2 separate regions of the Homo sapiens genome follow, and region 1 is linked to region 2. A link is a loop called in an ENCODE intact Hi-C map of the cell type or tissue named here. Cell type or tissue: GM12878. All regions are shown on one strand.

What was found. Hi-C counts contacts between places; a loop is a spot of excess contacts. Peaks named below come from ENCODE experiments on the same cell type or tissue, not always from the same donor. Only the 100,000 strongest peaks of a DNase experiment are listed, where the experiment ranks them.
Region 1: it touches region 2 in a loop (3-fold over the local background); 4 of 110 quality-filtered maps call a loop at or near these places.

What each region holds. Positions count from the first base shown.
Region 1 is chr7:70,715,452-70,717,951 of GRCh38, forward strand. All of the region lies in intron 6 of AUTS2 (activator of transcription and developmental regulator AUTS2), which reads left to right. Among named protein-coding and RNA genes, the nearest start is that of GALNT17, 420 kb to the right of the region's middle. RefSeq lists an enhancer at 940-1,099. In GM12878, a CTCF peak has its summit at 1,131; no DNase peak of the experiment used is centred here; H3K4me3 peaks cover 260 bases; H3K27ac peaks cover 625 bases.
Region 2 is chr7:70,774,297-70,776,796 of GRCh38, forward strand. It overlaps AUTS2 (activator of transcription and developmental regulator AUTS2), which reads left to right. Exons shown (of 19, transcript NM_015570.4): 13 at 1,061-1,090. Among named protein-coding and RNA genes, the nearest start is that of GALNT17, 360 kb to the right of the region's middle. In GM12878, a CTCF peak has its summit at 1,478; a DNase peak (open chromatin) is centred at 1,463; H3K27ac peaks cover 1,391 bases.

The DNA of each region.
Region 1 (2,500 bases), 59 kb before region 2:
TACCTTCCCAAGGTTTGAACCTTTCCTGTGGCACTTCCTGCATCCTGCCTGTCTTTTTTTCTTTTCTTTTCTTTTCTTTTCTTTTCTTTTCTTTTTTTTTAAGATGGTGTCTCACTCTGTCACCCAGCCTGTAGCAGTGGCATGATCTCAGCTCACTGCAACCTTCGCCTCCTGGACTCTAGTGATTCTCCTGCCTTGGCCTCCCAAGTAGCTGGGATTACAGGCGCATGCCACCACACCCAGCTAATTTTTGTATTTTTAGTAGAGATGAGGTTTCACCATGTTAGCCAGGCTGGTCTCCAACCCCTGACCTCAAGCCATCCACCTGCCCTGTCCTCCCAAAGTGCTGGGATTTACAGGCATGAGCCACCATGCCCACTGCCTGCCTGTCTTTTATTGAAGTTGTAGATGTCCTCTTCCCCTTTTCTCTGAATTCTACCCCTATCCTACCCATGGTGACCCACAGGGTGCTTTGAATTAAAATGAATTAAAATATAATATCCTAAAAGTGATTTCAAACTTTGGAATTTAGGTTATATCCTGAGAATCTTAAGTGACTTGATTCAAGAAAGTAGGCAAAAACCTGAATCGTGTTTGGTCTGATCAACCCATTTGGAATTAATCGAAAATCTGATGATCCCAACTGGGTACTTTTCAGGAAAGGAGTGGGAGGCTGCCCACGTATATTGAGTGCCTACAGTGTGCCAGGGCACCTGCTGATTTATTTGATTCATACAGTAGCCTAGCCAGGTCCGTCTATTACCTGTGAGAACACTGGTGACTGGTAAGTGACAGTGAGTTCTTGCCATCTCCTGTTCTTTGCCCTTTCTCTTATACCAGCCCAGCATAAAGAGGATCGGGGGCTTCAGTTTGGTGAATTTAAAAATGTCTCTTGTTAAAGGCCGGGCACAGTGGCTCATGCCTGTAATCCCAGCACTTTGGGAGGCTGAGGCGGGTGGATCACGAGGTCAGGAGATTGAGACCATCCTGGCTAACACAGTGAAACCCCATCTCTACTAAATATACAAAAAATTAGCCGGATGTGGTGGCAGGCGCCTGTAGTCCCAGCTACTCGGGAAGCTGAGGCAGGAGAATGGCGTGAACCCGGCCGGGAGGCAGAGCTTGCAGTGAGCCTAGATGGCGCCACTGCACTCCAACCTGGGTGACAGAGCGAGACTCCGTCTCAAAAAAAAAAAAAAAAAAAAAAAAAAAAAGGGAAGTCTCTTGTTCACAACACAGCTTCTCATCCAGCCTGACCTGTTTGAAGTATGTCTGGGGTGGAAGATCCTGGTGATGCAATTCCAGCCTGGGAAAACTTGAGGAGAGGTTCAGTATAGCACCATGGGCGGCAGGCTGTCAGTGTGTGTTAGATGTATTCGGTTACTTCGTTTTATGGGAGATTTCATGTGATACTAAGACGTAACCTCCCACAAAATGAGATTTATAGAATTGGGTATATGTCTAATCAATAAACATCAAACTGGAAAAACTGTAAAGGCATTTCAAGTGATAGTAGTTATGGCTGGAAATCTCAGTGGAGTTATTTTTTTTTTTTTTTTTTTTATTACTGTTTAAGCCTTGACACTTTTATTTATTTAGACACTGGGTCTCACTCTGTCACCCAGACTGTGGTGCAGTGGCACGGTCATAGCTTACTGCAGCCTTGAACTCCTGGGCTCAAGTGATCCTCCTGCCCCAGCCTTGCGAGTAGCTAAGACTATATAGGTGCATATATACGTGCGTGCCACCACACCTGGCTAATTTTTTAATTTTCTATGGAGACACCGTCTTGCTATGTTGCCCAGGCTAGTCTGGAACTCCTGGCCTCAAGTGATCCTCCTATCCCAGCCTCCGAAGTAGCTGGAACTACAGGCCTGTACCACCATACCCGGCTAACTTTTTAAATATTTTTGTAGAGATGGGGTCTTGCTGTGTTGCACAGGCTGGTCTGGAACTCCTGGCCTCAGGCGATTAATCCTCTCACCCCTGCCTCCCAAAGCATCGAGCTCCTGGTGCACTTTCTAACTCACCCTTCGAGGATGTGTGTATTTATATGTGTCAGGGAGAGGAAATTGATCTCCTGAGGGGTGGGTGGAAGAGCACTTGTCCCTAGTTAATCCTTTTTTGCCTGTTCTTTAAAAAGCGTGATAGATAGGCCAACCCACTATGAGTTTTCTGGTGGCAAAAGTACAAGAAATCCCTGCTATTTATCCACTATCTGTGTAGCTTCCTCTTTGAAGCACCTCAAGCCCTCGCCAGCCTCTTCTTGTCCGTTGCTGATCTTTGGCTCTGGGTGCCAGTCAGCCTCAGGGGCGGTGCTGCCTTTTTTGGCAGAGTATCACTGTTAAGCCACTTTTTCTCTTTAAAAAATGCTACACAGAGGTTTTTGAACCTGAAATGCAATTATTTTAAAGGCATCCTCACCACTCACTTCCCGAGTGCTCTGTTACACCCAGCGCCACCTGCCAACCACAGTGAACATCCAGCCATGTCATTTCTT
Region 2 (2,500 bases):
AAGAGACCGACTTGCCGATGGGAGAAAAGAGGAATGAGTTACGGTCTGAGCCCAGAAATTGGACAGTGTCAGCTTGTATAGTTTTTACTTAACCAATCTTCTCTGTCTGTATCTCCTTAAATTGTCTTACACAAATGAAGTAGCTACAGAATGTTTTGAATGGAAAAGCACTAAGGCGCTTTTCTTCCTGGAAGTCAGGCTACACACATCCCCCCGCTTGCCTGGGGTCAGGAAGTTATTGTACTGCACGGCTCTTTGGCCCTCTATTTTTAATGTGCTAGGGATCCTTTTGTACTCTAGAGCTAAATAAAATATCCATTATGCTTTGGTTATGTTGTTTATTCATAATTTATTACCACTGCCTGCTTCCAAAAAAGGAATCTGAAGTTATACGATAGATACAATCTTGCCTCATTGTTATTTGTAGTCATCTTTATACGAAATATGAAAAAATCTTTAACAATATTGTCTTTTTACCTACATAAGGGCAGTCAGAAATTGATAACCAGAGTTAGATAGAAGTTTAAAATGACTCAACTATGTAAGTATGTCATGATGTATAGTGAACTTCTGGAAAATGTCTAATAGCTATAAATAATGTAAAGTCATCAATGTAAGGGTATTGGTAAAGAGAGCCTAATTCTCCTGGATGGATGGAAAGGACACCTCTCCCCAGATACCAGTTAGTAGACAGCTTTAAAAGCCAGGGGTCTGAAGGCCATTCTCCCTCAGACCTACCCGGTGTGGTTTGGAGCTCAAAACAGTGAAACTCCTGGTGTGTGATGTGAGCAAATCATGTTGCCAGAGGGCACATTGCTATTGATTAAACTTGTACAGGGGCTTGTCAGCGTAGATGTACCAAGGCTTGTGAAGTGGGGGAGGGGACACTTGGCACTTTTGATAGTGTGAAAATGGGTTAATTATTCTCTAAAAGGGCTTCATTTAAAAGTAAAATTCTAACATTTTAATTTCCCCTCCTAATGAAGCACTACAAATTTGTTAATTAGAGCAATTGTTTGAGTGACAGGCATGTAACCAAGTTGTCATTTTCTCTTCACAGTTGACAGATCCTTTCAGACCTATGTTAAGGGTAAGAAAGCTTCTTATAGAACTGTTTTGCAACCTCTATTTGACTCCCTGTGGGTTAAAAATACAAGTCTATTACAAGGAAATAAGCCATAGAAATGTTGGAATAAGACATTGGAATGACGGTGATTGGGTTTTTCAGATAGTGTGATTGAAAATGGCCTAAACTGTTTTGCTTTGACCGTTGGAGGCCATTGGCTTTTTTTTTTTATCTCTACAACAGAGAAAAGTCAACGAGTCCGATCTCTTGTTAGCAGTTCTGGTAAAAGGTTTGACTAGTTGGAACTTAAGGGGAAAGACTGAAGCTATAGGCTGAAGTTAGTCTCTCTTGCACTTAGAAAATATGTAGCTGGGTCCATTTATTTTGGCTGGTGGCTCCCTCTTTCTGTAGTAAGTGACATTGACTTGCCATAGCCGTTTGACCTCCTTTTAAGGTGCAGGAAGGAGGTACTATAAGCATCTGGTTTGTTAACATCTTGCTTAAAGCAAATTGTTCTCGAGGTCTGGAGACTGGCCAGTGTGATGACCTCTAAATGAATCCTGGTGGTTGGGGGTAAGACAGACATGATGAATTGTTGGACAGAAGATGGATGGACAGCAGATTTCTTGCTATGCATAACTCATTTCTAGGGCACATAATCAGATAATTTGATTTCTCCAGGGGAAAAAGGAGAATTGTGTCATCACTTAGGTGAGGCAGTATATTATTTGTGATTTCAAACTACCCATAATTTCATTGCAAGAGAAGAGAACTGACCCAGACTTGCATTTAAGTATATATTTTCGGAACTAACTCCATACTGTAGAAACCAGAAGCTTCTGTTCTTCGCCGATGTAGAATGAGGCTGTGTTTTCTTCTCATCTGTCCAGTAGTCACTGAGCGCGCACGCCGAGCTTATGGGTAGATTACTTAGCAGAAATGAAGTGAAAAGGTGGTCCCTGCCCGCTGACTGGTAGAAGAGAATACACTCACAGCACTCCACTCCTTATAAAGCAAGACATGAAATAATTGGGGAGATGTGGATTCAAATTCAACCCCAGAGGGTGGAGGATGGACTTGAGATCTGCAGAGGCCTAGATAGAGAACAGGAAGGAAGGAATATTCTTCTCTTTGTTTCTTTCTTTAAACTTAGGAACAGCGCCCACCAACACGAATGGGTAGTTGACTCTTAGCATTTACGGTAACTGGGCTTCAATCAAAATGTGAATTTCTTTGTACCACTTTGGGGGTTAAAATAAAAACCACCACGGTCTTGGGGGAGGTTAGGACAGGTTCTGTACCCTCTCTTATTTTGATTTGACTCACAGACATTCACTAATGAGCTCTTCTGAACAGCTGATTTGCATTATAGCATGGCAACATTTGTTAAGTAGGGCTTCCCACTCTACCAGGTCTGCCAGCTGGCAGCAGAAA